Regions from separate parts of the Homo sapiens genome. Here all the other regions are linked to region 2. The links are chromatin contacts, found by Hi-C or POLR2A ChIA-PET in ENCODE. All regions are on one chromosome and are shown on one strand. The core of a region is the stretch at or near the end of the contact, and the rest is flanking DNA. Distances in the headings are between cores, read along the strand shown.

Region 1 (3,717 bases), core at 783-3,282, 710 kb before region 2:
CTTGAACAACTCCTGACTTCACGTGATCCACCTGCCTCGGCCTCCCAAAGTGCTGAGATTACAGGCATGAGCCACCAAGCCTGGCCAAGGGTTTACATATTTTTAATTAAGGAAGACCTGTGCATATTTATAGTATATGGGAGAGGAGCTAAGGGCAAGGGCGAGAGGGAAGATGATAGAGAAGTCCTGGAGGAAGTTGAAAAGGGGAGGCAAGAACATATGCCAAAGGGTGCAACACTTCTTCTGAGTCCAAAAGGAAGGAGTAGGCTGGATGCGGTTGGTAATCCCAGCACTTTGGGAGGCCGAGGTGGGCGGATCACTTGAGGTCAGGAGTTTGAGACCAGCCTGACCAACATGGTGAAACCCCGTCTCTACTAAAAATACAAAAATTAGCTGGGTGTGGTAGCTCATGCCTGTAATCCCAGCTTCTAGGGAGGCTGAGGCAGGAGAATCGCTTGAACCAGGGAGGCAGAGGTTGCAGTGAGCTGAGATCAAGCCACTGCACTCCAACCCGGCAACAGTGCAAGACTCCGTCTCAAAAAAAAAAAAAAAAAAAAAAAAAGAAGGAGTAAAAGTGGAGAGAAATTTTTGAGCGATGAATCAAGTATAGAGACAGACAGAGGGAAAACTTAAAGGGTTCACATGCATGGCCTCAATCTCATAAAGCAGGAATGAAAGGCGTTCTGCAGAGAGCAGAGACATGGGGACAGGTGGAGTGCCTTGATGAATGTGGAAAAGTTTGAATAGTTATCTTGAGGGTGACGGAGTCAATAAAAGACAAAGGATCACAGAGCTGCCCTTAGAGCCCGGTAGTGAGGCTAGTCAGGGAATCTAGGGCTTGGCAAACATGTTCTGGTTATTTTTCTTCCAGCAATACTCCAGAGCCCAGGAGTGAAAAAAAGAGGTGGGGGAAATGGAGCAACGATCATTGGTTTGGGAACTGACCTGTAGGTAGGTAGGTAGGTAAGGGGACAGAATTGAGTAGTTTAGGCTGGGTAAGGAGTCTGATAAAACCAAAAGGGGTCCTAGGTCTTGAGACAAGAAAGGCGAGGTCATGGCAGAGGTGAGAGATGGGTGGTTGTGGTCAAAGCCTGCAGCTCTGAATCATGGAAGTAGGGCTGTCTCTAGTGATTCAAGCTACAAAGTGTGCTCCCATGGGTGCTGCAGGAGCCTGAGGAATGGTGAAGTCAAAGGAAATTGGAGGGCCGGGTTGGTCACCTGTTATCCCTTTGGGAGGCTGAGGTCTGGAGATCGCTTGAGCCCAGGAGTTTGAGACCAACCTGGGCCAACATAGTGAGTGCCCATCTCTAGAAAATATTAGCCGGGTTGCTGGGAGCGTTAACTCACTCCTGTAGTCCCAGCACTTTGGGAGGTCGAGGCAGGAGGATCACTTGAGCCCAGGAGTTTGGTGAGACGCCCATCTGTACCAAAACAACAACAAAATGTATTTAATAACTGGGTGCGGTGGTGTGCACCTGTAGTCCCAGCTACTCAGGAGGCTGAAGCCGGACGGTCGCCAGATCTCAGGAGGTAGAGGCTGCAGTGAGCTGTGATTGTGCCACTGTATTCCAGCCTGGGCAACAAAGGGAGACCTTTCTCAAAAATAAATAAACAGATAAATAAATAAAAAATTAAAAATAAAACAAAGGACATTGGAATTGAGCTTGGGTAATTGTGAGTTGATCAAATTAAATGGCAATTCACAGAAATGTTAATATTAAAAGAAGCCTAGTATAGAGGAAACAAAGGTAGGCTGGGATCTGGAGATCTGGGCTTTATTTGCCGTTCTACTTCAGCAACAAAAATTCGCCGCTTTGGGGAAGACATGACCTTTCTCTGGGGTTGAACCAGAAGACTTCCCAGGACTCTTCCTGCTCCAAAAGATAGGGCTTTTTAGGATAACAGCGAGGGACTGGGTCATGACGAGGACTCCTCCTGCCGGTCTCTCTCTTTCCAGAAAGGCTTCCGGAACCTTTCTGCATTGCCTTCTGCCCGGACGTGCGGAAGCGAAGGCCGGAAGTCCTTAGCCGGTAGCTTCCGGGTTTCCTGGGCTACTACGATGGCGATGAGTTTCGAGTGGCCGTGGCAGTATCGCTTCCCACCCTTCTTTACGTGAGGCTCAGACCCCAAGAAGCACCGCTGTGCCTCCCTCCCCTCCCCCGGACCCTGGGCTCAGCCCTGATGCTTCATATGGGGAGGGGGAGAAAAGACCCGTCGGCCAACACCCTCAGTCCCTTACTTTCTTCCTGAAATGCGTCCCGGGCAAGTGCTGCCTCCCGCCCTCTAATTCTGCGCCCCACTCCCTTCACCCGGCAGGTTACAACCGAATGTGGACACTCGGCAGAAGCAGCTGGCCGCCTGGTGCTCGCTGGTCCTGTCCTTCTGCCGCCTGCACAAACAGTCCAGCATGACGGTGATGGAAGCTCAGGAGAGCCCGCTCTTCAACAACGTCAAGCTACAGCGTATCCTCCCTCAGGCTCTTCCACAGCCCATACACATGCACTTCTGCGCTTTCACACATGCCCAGACGCCCCCCCGCGCCAGCCCCCTTTTACCCATGGTAGGCAGATTCCCACCCAAACTGGACTTAAAGAGTGAAAATGTGTAGCTGACATTTTCCCCTGGCAAATGCAGTACCATACCCTCTTGTTCTTGGCAGTGATGACTGCTCGGATGTCATTAAGGTCTTAGAATTTCTGCCCTGAAGCCAAGTTCCAAGTTTTTTAACCTAAACCCTTTTGACTATTTGTATCTTCCATCCTTTTCTGTGTGAGGCCCAGACTTGGGTAACTACCTTTAATTATTTTCTCTGCCCCCCTCCTGCCAGGAAGTAAGGGTCATTTGTTTTTGCTGCCTGATTCATCCCTAAAATATCTGTGGAGAAAGGCTGAAGGAAGGCAACAGACAGAGGGTGAGGAATGACAGTACCTTTCATTTTCTAAAGCTTCTTTCTTTCTTTTTTTTTTTTTTTTTTGGAGACAGGGTCTTCCTCTCTTGCTCAGGCTGGAATGCAGTGGCACAATCACATAAAGCTCCTTTTAATTGGAAGAGTTTCTCTTTACCTTCCTCCTTTGAATATCCAGGAAATGCCAATTCATATCATGTTGGGAAATTGCACACATATGTGTGTGGGAGAGGAAGGGGCAGGTGTTTCTCAACATGGGACTGGCTCTGAAAATTTTTATCCTACCCAACTCATGTGTATGCCGTTCCCTTAACCTTAAACCAGGAAAGCTTCCTGTGGAGTCGATCCAGATTGTATTAGAGGAACTGAGGAAGAAAGGTGGGTTCAGTTCCCCAGATTCCTTATTTTTCTTCCTAGTTGGGTTTTCCTGAGGGCAAATTAGGATAAGTCTTTTTCCCTTTAATAACTTTTTCTCTCTCCTGGCTTGAAGGCCAGAGTCTTCTGTAAAGTAGGCAGCCCAATTCCCAAGTCCTTTCTTCTTTGTACACAAAATTGAAATCTCTGTCTGTGCCCTAAACCTGAAGAGAAGTGGAAGAAGGATGAGTGCCTTGTAGATAATAATAGTAAAATAAATATTGAATCTTTCTTTCTGAAAGCTGAGTCTCTTCCACTCTGTCCCACCTTGGTATTTTTTTGCCTCTTTGTTTCTTTTTAGTTCATGATACTTTTTTTTTGGGTGGGGAGATAAGGTCTCACTCTGTCATCCAGGCTGGAGTGCAGTGGCTCAGTCCTATCTCACTGCAGCCTCGACT
Region 2 (3,612 bases), core at 955-3,454:
AAATGTAATGTTTTGCTGTTAATATTTACTATTGATATATATGTTCAATAATTCCCAAACAATTCTAACATTTAGTATTTATTAATTCTAGTATTTATTGCTACTACTGCTGCTACATGTTATGGTTCCATAGCCCCTATTCTGACAGAGCTTTGAAAACAAAACAAACTCCCTATCTGTTCCTCCTTCCGGTTAAATATTGGAGGAAAGCAGAATAGTAATATTAATTTTTAAAGAGAAAGAAGCACAGAGAATGAACATCAGATAGAATAAGCCCTTGAAATCGTAACTCCAAGCTGGCAAATTGAGCACATTGGATCAAGTGCAGAGTTTTCCATTCTATTCATGGGGAGAAAGAGGAAGCGAAATGGGGAGGGGTAGGAAGAACTCAGAGGGTTTAGTAGTGATTCCTTAGGAACCTGGAAACCTGGAGCTTCTGGAGACAGTGAGAACAATGGCTGGGTTTTTCTCTGCCTGTCATTTTTCAGTCCATGATGAGATGTTGAAGAAACAGAGTCCAAAGGTACACCAGTGTAAAAATGTTGCCAAAGTGAAAAGTGGGAGACTGATTTCCTCCTTCCGATTGATTGGAGAGCCATTCACTTTAGGGTGCTTCTGTTTCCTTACTCATCACACAGAGCACTGGAGTGTGGGAAAAATCCCCATCCCACATTAAGGTTGCCACAAAGGTAAAAAAGACCTGAAGCAGAAGTTGGGAGACCTGAGCTTATGACCTTGGACTTACAGCACAGCTGATATTTGGGGGAATAAGGTTTGTTGTTGTTTTTGTGTGTGTGTTTTGTTTGTTTGAGACGGAGTCTCACTCTGTCGCACAGGCTAGAGTGCAGTGGCGAGATCTCAGCTCACTGCAACATCCACCTCCCAGGTTCAAGCAATTCTCCCGCCTCAGCCTCCCTAGTAGCTGGGACTACAGGCACATACCATCACGCCCAGCTAATTTTTGTATTTTTAGTACAGACGAGGTTTCACCATGTTGGCCAGAGTGGTCTTGAACTCCTGACCTCAAGTGATCCGCCCGTCTCGGCCTCCCAAAGTGCTGGGATTACAGGGGTGAGCCACAGTGCCCAGCCCCTGGGGGAATAAGTTCTGAGAGGACACAGGAAAACTGGGGATTGAAAAGCAGGTTTTCACAAGAGTGGAGGCAGCTGGCTCTGTGGGTTCCCAGACTAAGGGGATCTGTGCTTGACAGACCAGAGGCCAGTTCTGTGACCATCATCTCAGCCTTGAATTTTTTTTTTTTTTTTTTTGAGACAAAGTCTCACTCTGTCGCCCATGCTGGAGTGTAGTGGTGTGAACTCAGGTCACTCCAACCTCTGCCTCCTGGGTTCAAGCGATTCTTGTGCCTCAGCCTCCCGAGTAGCTGGGACTACAGGCGCCCACCACCACCACGCCCGGCTAAGTTTTCTATTTTTAGTAGAGATGGAGTTTCGCCACGTTGGCCAGGCTGGTCTGGAACTCCTGACCTCAAGTGATCCACCAGCCTCGGCCTCCCAAAGTGCTGGCATTACAGGCGTGAGCCACTGCACCCGGCCTAGCCTTGTGATATTAACAGTAACTGTCATTTGCGGTGTGCCTACTCTGTGTCACACTCCTTGCAGTTATTCCATTTAGGGTAGAGCAACATTATTCTAGTTTACAGATGAGAAAACTAAGGCCCCAGAGATTGATTTGCCCAAGCAGCCAGCTGGCAGTGGAAGTGCCAGTTTCTTCGTGTGTAAAACAAGAGAAGGCAATCTACTGCCTACTGGCTTGTCAAGGGTCACTTGAGATCGGACGACAGGAACCACAAAGAAGTGAGGCCGGGAATTTGCGGATCCACAGTAAAGCAAGTTTGTCTTTTTCCAGACGTGCATTAAGATTCCTTTTTCAAGTGTTCTAAAGCGCAGGCGCAGGCTGTTTTGCGGTTGCCTCCCGGCGCCTCTTGTGCAGGCCGGGGTCGCCCTCTGCCGACCCAGGGCGGGAGCGCGCTGAGTGAACGTTTCCAGGCCTGAGGGCGGGCGGAGATTTTTCTCGCCTGTAGAGGGCGCAGATCGGCGTGCAGAGTAACCCACTCTAGTTGTCCCTTCCTTAAGCACTTCCTGTTTGATCTCTATGATCCATCCTGTTGGGACTTGATTCGTTCCTCAAATTTTCAATTTACCGTAAACAAAGGGGACGCGCGCTGACCCGGAAGTGAAAGCTGGAACCCGGCCGGAGTAGCTCTGAGCGCCGGCTGTGAGGAAGGAGGTTCTGGGCAAGCTATAGCCATGGCTGTGGCTGTAGCCATGGCGGGAGCCTTAATCGGGTCGGAGCCAGGCCCCGCGGAAGAACTTGCCAAACTCGAGTACCTGTCTTTGGTGTCAAAGGTTTGCACTGAGCTGGACAATCACTTGGGGATCAACGACAAGGACCTTGGTGAGCTCGGGGAGGTCCCTGGGACCTCAGTTTGGGATTGAGGGAAGCGGAAGGAGGAAGGAGGAAGGAGAAAGGTGGTTGATGGACCGAAAGTATGTTCGTGTGAATCTGTCTCTCTCTGTCGCAGACACCGGTGCCCAGGGTACACGCTGCCGTGGCCTCGGCTTGAGAGCCCTCGAGAAACTTTAGAAACTTTCCCAGAGCTGTCAGTGAAGCCCGGGGCGGTCATCTCTGCTTGATTGTTTTTTGTTTGTTTTTTCAGCCTCAATTAAACATGTTTAACAACAACAGCAGCAGATGCTGCGATGACGACGATGATGGCTGACGTTTATTGGGTGCTCACTATGTGCTAGATGCGATGCTCAGCTCTTTATTGACATTATTTTATTTGGTCTTCACGCCACTCTGTGACATAGTAGTTAGCGTCTGTGCTTTTAACTGTGTTCTTTGACCGTTCATCCTGTACTCTTTTTTGAGGCAGGGCCTCGCTCTGTTTCCCGGGCTGGAGTGCAGTGGCACGATCTCGGCTCACTGCAGCCTCCACCTCCTGGGCTCAAGCAGTCCTCCCACCTCAGCCTCCCGAGTAGCTGGGACTACAGGCGGGCGCCACCAAGCTCGACTCATTTTTAAATTTTTTGTAGAGACGGGGGTCTCACTGTATTGCCCAGGCTGGTCTCGAACTTCTGGGCTCAAGCAGTCCTCTTCCCTCGGCCTCCCAAAGTGTTGGGATTACAGGCGTGAGCCATTGCGTCCTGTACTATGTCTTAAACACCAGTCACTAGATGTTTTGGGGCAAACTACATCTGGGGAGCCGAAACTGAGGAATTAGAAAAGGCTAGGGTCCTAAAGCTAAAGCCATAGACAGATGGAGCCTTTATGAAGGTACAGAGGATGGATGGGATCAAGGGCAACCAATGGATGGATTGACCTTTGGTACGTACAGCAAGGCTTCTTCAGTTGTAACAGGAGCGAGGACAGAGAATACAGTTGCAGATTCAGATGAGTTTAGAGATTGGTGGTGGGAAGATGAGTGAGAGAGTTCCAGCCCACTCTTCAGTTTCCTAAATGAAGATAAAGTCATCAACCGGAGGGATGGAAGGGAAGGGGCAGGTGACAGGAGGGGTTAGGGAAGTTAGACGAGTGACCTTTGGTAAGATTCATAGTTTCTCTGAAGCTGTTTTTCTCATCTGTGAAGTG
Region 3 (3,675 bases), core at 1,176-3,675, 520 kb before region 2:
CAGTGGCTCACACCTGTAATCCCAGTACTTTGGAAGGCCGAGGTGGGCGGATCACAAGGTCAGGAGATCAAGACCATCCTGGCCAACATGGTGAAACCCCGTCTCTACTAAAATACAAAAAATTAACTGGGCATGGTGGTGCACACCTGTAGTCCTAGCTACTCGGGAGACTGAGGCAGGGGAATTGCTTGAACCTGGCAGACGGAGATTGCAGTAAGCCGAGATCACGCCGCTGCGCTCCAGCCTGGCAACAGAGCAAGACACCATCTCAAAAAAAAAAAAAAAAAAAGTTCATTCATTTTAAAACATTTCAAGTGCCAACTGCTTACAAAAGACTGTGCCAGCCCAAGAATACAATGTAAACAAGATATGGTACCTCATGGAACTTAAGAGTCTAGAGAACAGAGGCTGGAAAACAGACAATTGCAATATGACCTATAACATGCCATAATATGAAAAAGTATATGACGCTAGAGAACCTCAAAGGAAAGAGACCTAACAGTCTTGGGGAATCAAAAAAAGACTTCCTGAAAGAAATGCTGTCTAAAATGAGACCTTCTATGGATACTTGAGGTCACAGGTTTTCCTTCAGCAGATCAGGGAAATCTTCATACTGGGAAAATCACCATAATAATGACTGATATGAAATTGGAACTCTCTCAATACCAAGTCTACTGAACATGTTCTCTCATGTCACTTATTTGCTTAAGAACCTGAGTGGAGGCCAGGGCAGTGGCTCACACCTGTAGGCCCAGCCTTTGGGAGGCCAAGGTGGGAGGACTGTTTGAGGCCAGGAGCTCAAGATCAGCCTGGGCAATAAAGTGAGACCTCATCTCTACAAAAAAGCAGCCAAGCATGTTGGTTGTGCGCCTGTAGTCCCCACTACTGGAGAGGCTAAAACAGGAGGATTGCTTGAGCCTGGGAGTTCGAGGCTGCAGTGAGCTAGATCAGGCCACTGCACTCCAGCCTGGGTGACATAGCAAGATCCTGTCTCTTAAAAATAAAAAAGAAAGAAAATAACCTGCATGGTTCGCTGCCCACACACCTTAATACACCTTTTTTTTTTCTTTTGAGACGGAGTCTTGTTCTGTCCCCCACGCTGAAGTGCAGTGGCACAATCTTGGCTCACTGCAACTTCAGCCTCCCGGTTCAAGTGATTCTCATGCCTCAGCCTCCCGAGTAGCTGGGACTACAGGGGCCTGCCAGTATGCCTGGTTAATTTTTATATTTTTAGTAGAGACAAGGTTTCATCATGTTGGTCAGGCTACTTGGGAGGCTGAGACAGGAGAATCACTTGAACCCAGGAGGCGGAGGTTGCAGAGCTGAGATCATGCCACTGCACTTCAGCCTGATGACAGCGAGAGATTCTGTCTCAAAAAAAAAAAGAAAGAAAGAAAGAAAAGAAAAGAAAGAAAAGCCTTTCTCATAATGCCCACCTTTGGTGTTATTATCCTCCTCTTCCATCTTCACAATGTACCTCACTTGCGCTCATGTTGTACCTAGTCCTCATCACAGCACTGATAAATATGCTCTCTGCTGTACTACTGTAACCCGTCTATCTCACCTGAACTCCTTCAGGAACATCTTTTTCAGTCCCTAAAACCCGAAGCTAATTCCTTCCTTGGGGCCTTTGCACCTGCTATTCTACCTGCCTGAATACTCCCTCTGCCCCCCAGCACCACTAGATAATTGCAAAGACTCACCCCCTCACTTCGTTTAGGTCTCTACTGAAATAACTTACCCTTCATCTAGACAAGCATCCCATCACTCTCTTTCCCTTTACTTGGTTTTTGTTTATTACTTATTATACCTAGCACACACAGTTGTCTTCAATAAACATTCCACGTATATAAAGGCACTGTGTTGTTCACCGGTTATCCTTACAGCCTGGAATAATATCTAGCATATGTTATGTCTAGATAAGCAATTGCTGATAAATACTCATTAAATGAATAACAAAATGAATTAAACTAAAGCTCATCTGAATTCATTATGGCTGAGAAAAAAGGGGCAGGAGAGCATTTCGGCCTGAGCACAAAGAAACTGGGGGCTTCCTGGGAAGAGATCGTTTTGGTACCTGTCCCCCGCCCTCAGGGAAAAGCACTGTGTCTTCCAGCACCACTTGGAAACCGCTCAGCACTTCTTTCTTGCCGTTGCTCCCTTCAGTCTGCAGCTCCGCGGGACAGCAGGAGACCACGGTGGTGGTGAACTGAACAGAGAGGAATGAGAGAATAAGCCCCGACCCCAGCCCTAGCCCTAGCCCTCTCCACACCAGGACAGAATGCCATGTTGGCACTCCCTACACGTGGCGCCCTCTTCCCCAAACCGCCTTGCCGGCCCGGCAGTCTCAAGTGCCTCGCCGTGACGCCGTACCTCTCGGGCATAACTGTCACGCTGACACCAGAACGCCATACCTGCAGGCGTGTGAGGAGGCGCACGCGCAGAGAAGCCTGGGAGCGAACGGAGAGCGACGTGGGACAAACGTCATCAAGGGCGCTTGTCTGCGCAGAAGCAGGAGGGTAAGGAATGGAATGCGGTTTGGATAAATTTACTGAAAACGCGAATTGCATATTTGCTGGGTTGTTTAACGACTGTTCTAAGGCTTTACAAAGGACAAGACCAGGAGGAAAAAAACAAACAAACAAAAACAAAAAAACGCGACCTGGACAAGGCACGTGGTTTAGTGAGCCCCTTGGGGCCCCAGGGATGTAAGTATTCTGGCTGCGGAATCCCAGCGCATAGAGGCGGGGACGGGACTGGCATGGTTACTGAGCAGCACTGCCCAGTAGAAATAGAAAGCAAGGAGCTGGGGGAGGTGGCTCACGCCTGTAATCCCAGCATTTTGGGAGGTCGAGGCGGGTGGATCACCTCAGGCCAGGAGTTCGAGACCAGCCTGGCCAACATAGCGAAACTCCGTCTCTACTAAAAATACAAAAATTAGCCGGGCGTGGTGGCGGGCGCCTGTAATCCCAGCTACCCGGGAGGCTGAGGCAGGAGAATCGCTGGAACCCGGGAGGCGGGGTTGCAGTGAGCAGAGATTGCACCACTGCACTCCAGCCTGGGCGACAGAGCGAGACTCCGTCTCAATTAAAAAAAAAAAAAAAAAAAAAAAAAAAGGCCGAGCGCGGTGACTCACGCCTGTAATCCCAGCACTTTGGGAGGCCGAGGCGGGCGGATCACGAGGTCAGGATATCGAGACCATCCTGACTAACGCGGTGAAATCCCGTCTCTACTAAAAATACAAAAAATTAGCCGGGCGTGGTGGCGGACGCCTGTAGTCCCAGCTACTCCGGAGGCTGAGGCAGGAGAATGGCGTGAACCTGGGAGGCGGAGCTTGCAGTGAGCCGAGATCGCACCATTGCACTCCAGCCTGGGCGACAGAGCGAGACTCCGTCTCAAAAAAAAAAAAAAAAAAAAAAAAGAAGAACAATTTGGCCAGCGTGGCCAACATGGTGAAACCCTGTTTCTACTAAAAACACAAAAACATTAGCCAGGCGTGGTGGCACACGCCTATATAATCCCAGCTACACGGGAGGCTGAGGCAGGAGAATCACTTTAACCCGAGAGGAGGAGGTTGCAGTGAGCCGAAATCGTACCACTGCACTCCAGCCTGGGTAACCCAGCGAGACTACGTCTCAAGAAAATTACATTACATTACATTAAAATAGTTTGGGC
Region 4 (3,347 bases), core at 282-2,781, 580 kb after region 2:
CACAACAAAAAAAAAAGCCGGGCGGTGGCTCAGGCCTGTAATCCCAGCACTTTGGGAGGCTGAAGCCAGCGGATCACGAGGTCAGAAGTTCGAGACCATCCTGGCCAACATGGTGATACCCCATCTCTGTTAAAAAAAAACATATACAAAAATTAGCTGGGCGTGGTGGCGCGTGCCCGTAATCCCAGCTACTCCGGAGGCTGAGGCAGGAGAATCGCTCGAACCAGGGAGTCGGAGGTTGCAGTGAGCCGAGATTGCGCCACCGCACTCCATCCTAGCGACAGAGCGAGACTCCATCTTAAAAAAAAAAAAAAAAAAAAGATGCCATAAAAAATTACTCCTCCAAAAAAAAATTCCAATAAACCCACCTGTGGCTCACATAAAAAGGGAAGCCGTGGCACATTTATCCCAACAAGGAAGTGTTTCATTTCCAAGACTGAGTTTCCTGGAGTAATTCAGAAGTCACTTCCACCCCAAAGAAGCAGGCCACCTTTTCCAATCAGTTTAACATTGCTACTTTCAAAAGGGAGGCTGCTACTACGTAAAAGGACTCCATGTGCTGGACTGATCAAGGCAGCATGAGAACTTCACTCTTTCACCTGTAACTCACACATCCCCAAACCACATAAGCCCCTGGCAAGCCCTCTCTGGAACAGGTTTCCAGTGCAAACATCCCCTAAACAGCAACTTCCAAATGACCGAGAAGCCTAAAAATCAGCACAGCCCCCCCACCACACATACACACGCATCAGCGAAACAAGCCACTATCCCTAGCTCAGATACAAACTCTGCCCTGAACTTACTCTCCCCCAAAACAGGCAAGGACCAATTTGGTCACCATCCCACCGCCCTTCCTTGGACGAAATCCCATCAGTGCACATGCCCTCCTAAATTCCATACCTTTGCCCTACCAGCAGTTCCTTACCCTAAACACCCCTCCCCATAATATTTCACCCGCCCCTCCTTTCCATCCGGGCTCCAATCCATCAGCCCCCTCCCACCACCACCCCCTCTCCTAATTACTGTGTCCCCTCTCATAACGTTCCCCCCAAAAAGCCATCCCCGTGTCAAGCCCTCCTCCACCCACTGATCCTCGGTAAAGCCCCAGCTCCCGCAAAGAGAGAGAGACAGGATCCCCAAAGCTGACCGAAGGGCCCGCGGGAGGGGGAGGGGAGCTCAGGGCCGTGCGCATGCGCCCCGGGCGCCGCGGTAGCCGGTCGCCCCTAGGCCCGGAGAGAGCCCCAGCCGCCGCCGTCGTCCCCCACCCCCCGACCACCGCACCTACACGCCGGCCCGGACTCGGGCTTCACGCAGGGAAGGATACTTAAAGCCAGCATTTTGGATTGGTAGTCAAAGGCTACCACCTCGCCCTGCAGCCGCTGCTCCTGGCACGTCCGGCACGACACCTGGCTCCCAACGCTGAAGTACTCGCCCGGAGGAGCCGCCATCTTGGGAGTGCAGCCGCGGCCGGCGGCGGCGGCGGCAGCAGCGGGCGAAAGCCGGGCCCCCAGTGAGCGCCGCGACGCGACGGCGCGCACGGAGCGTGCTTGCGTCACACGCCGGGGCGTGGCCTGGCGCTGGTTGGGGCGGGATCCTAGGTGGAGTGGGAAAGAAGAGGAAATAAAGGGGAATCTGAAAAGTATTTGTATAGCTGCGTCCGCTCGGTTAAGTGCTTGTAGAGTCCATTTTAGAAGTTAAGGATAAATGACCTACGTGGAATGAAAAGGGGAAAGAGGAGGGAGCTGCAGTCTCCATTATATGCACACCTTCCACACAAGAGTTTAATGAATGAATTTTATAAAATATGTTAACCCCATTTTGCATATGAGGAATCAGAGCCTCAGAGGACTTAACGATACTTGGACAAGATGATTATAAGGCTGGGAGCGGTGGCTCACGCCTGTAATCCCAGCACTTTGGGAGGCCGAGGCGGGTGGATCACCTGAGGTCAGGGGTTCGAGACCAGCCTGGCCAACATGGTGAAACCCCGTCTCTACTAAAAATACAAAAATTAGCCGGGTACGGTGGCGCGTGCCTGTAATCCCAGCTACTAGGGGGACTGAGGCTGGAGGATCTCTTGAACCTGGAAGGCGGAGGTTGCACTGAGCCAAGATTGTGCCACTGCACTCTAGCCTGGGCAACAGAGCGAGACTCTGTCTCAAAACAAACAAACAAACAAAAAAAGATGATTATAACTACTGAGTGATAGTGGAAAGAACATTGGCTGTGGAGTTAGATAAGCTGGAACCAGAATCCGAGGTCAGCCTCTTACTAAATCACCTGACCTTGAGCAAGCAAATTACCTGATCCTGTTTCTTCATAGGCATTTGTATTGTCACTTCTTGAGCATCTAACAGCCCTTTGAGGTAGGAATCAATGTCCTCCTTTTACATAAACTAAGTTTTAGACTAAACTTGTCCACGGTTCCACAACTAGCAAAAACAGTCTGCCTATTTCCAAGGACGGTGCTATTTACTGCTATACTCTGTTACATAATAATACCTACCTCATAGTTAGGAGGTTTAAATGCGGTAACGGGTATAAGTGCATGGCATGTACTAGGTCTTTAATAAATGGTAGTTCCCCCTTAGTCACCCATCACTCTTAGAAGTCAAGACACTTCCCCTTCTCCCTTTTTGCCCTCTCTCCCAGAAAGCCAGGCAAAAGGCAGGAATGAGGAGCAGCGGATAGTGACAAAAAGGGGCTTGGAGGAGGGGTTTTGCGCCCCTGCCCTTGAATGTCCGTCTGATGTACAAAACAGTCGTTTTCTTAATCTTATGCAAAGGACTATGAGCGTGCATTTTCAAGCCCTACTACCACCAATGGCTGTCGCTAACCCACCCACCGCTCACTATAGAAATTTTGGATCCTCGCTTCATGTATAAGAAACAGGTTGACCTTTCTCTAGTCCAGAGGGAAGCAAAGGGCCAGTCTTGGCGCGGCTTAACCTGAACAAAGTTCAAAAGTATTTCCTTGCCCTCCAAGAAACATAAACTTCCTGGTGTTGGAAGTATTGATACACTCATTATAATAGGAATAAAAATTCTGCTCCTTCATAGTGTGCTTTTTCAGAGAACTTTTTTTTTTTTTTTTTTGAGATAGAGCCTCGCTCTGTCACCCAGACTGGAGTGCAGTGGCGCCATCTTGGCTCACTGCAACCCGCACCTCCCAGGTTCAAGCGATTCTCCTGCCTCAGCTTCCGGAGTAGCTGGAATTACAGGCACGAGCCACCATGCCCGGCTAATTTTTGTACTTTTAGTACAGATGGGGTTTCACCATGTTGGCCAGGCTGGTCTCAAACTCCTGGGCTCAAGCAATCTTCCCGCCTCGGCTGGCCTCTCAAAGTG

The links. Hi-C counts contacts between places; a loop is a spot of excess contacts on that map. ChIA-PET counts read pairs that join two places held with the same protein, here RNA polymerase II (POLR2A). Pooled maps may share reads with other maps.
Region 1: a pooled map shows a loop between it and region 2 (7-fold over the local background). The contact joins the promoter of VPS25 here to the promoter of DHX8 in region 2. A Hi-C loop is called at or near these places in 4 of 50 pooled maps. POLR2A ChIA-PET finds 5 or more read pairs at or near these places in 3 of 52 experiments (CD4-positive, alpha-beta T cell, CD8-positive, alpha-beta T cell and activated T-cell).
Region 3: a pooled map shows a loop between it and region 2 (10-fold over the local background). The contact joins the promoter of AARSD1 here to the promoter of DHX8 in region 2. A Hi-C loop is called at or near these places in 6 of 50 pooled maps. POLR2A ChIA-PET finds 5 or more read pairs at or near these places in 3 of 52 experiments (Caco-2, activated CD8-positive, alpha-beta T cell and naive thymus-derived CD8-positive, alpha-beta T cell).
Region 4: a pooled map shows a loop between it and region 2 (14-fold over the local background). The contact joins the promoter of LSM12 here to the promoter of DHX8 in region 2. A Hi-C loop is called at or near these places in 1 of 168 maps with a recorded cell type or tissue (CD8-positive, alpha-beta T cell), 1 of 37 single-sample maps with no recorded cell type and 8 of 50 pooled maps. POLR2A ChIA-PET finds 5 or more read pairs at or near these places in 2 of 52 experiments (B cell and OCI-LY7).

Annotation. Positions count from the first base shown.
Region 1 is chr17:42,771,417-42,775,133 of GRCh38, forward strand. It overlaps VPS25 (vacuolar protein sorting 25 homolog), which reads left to right and starts at 2,033. Exons shown (of 6, transcript NM_032353.4): 1 at 2,033-2,112; 2 at 2,317-2,462; 3 at 3,230-3,283. The coding sequence starts at 2,060. RefSeq lists enhancers at 1,925-2,124, 2,208-2,755.
Region 2 is chr17:43,481,771-43,485,382 of GRCh38, forward strand. DHX8 (DEAH-box helicase 8) reads left to right here and starts at 2,205. Exons shown (of 23, transcript NM_004941.3): 1 at 2,205-2,415. The coding sequence starts at 2,268. RefSeq lists enhancers at 1,898-2,740, 2,040-2,469.
Region 3 is chr17:42,962,029-42,965,703 of GRCh38, forward strand. It overlaps AARSD1 (alanyl-tRNA synthetase domain containing 1), which reads right to left and starts at 2,426. Exons shown (of 12, transcript NM_001261434.2): 1 at 2,374-2,426; 2 at 2,078-2,209. The coding sequence starts at 2,412. It overlaps PTGES3L-AARSD1 (PTGES3L-AARSD1 readthrough), which reads right to left. Exons shown (of 17, transcript NM_001136042.2): 7 at 2,078-2,209.
Region 4 is chr17:44,065,140-44,068,486 of GRCh38, forward strand. LSM12 (LSM12 homolog) reads right to left here and starts at 1,532. Exons shown (of 5, transcript NM_001371445.1): 1 at 1,325-1,532. The coding sequence starts at 1,448. RefSeq lists silencers at 1,065-1,204, 1,495-1,614.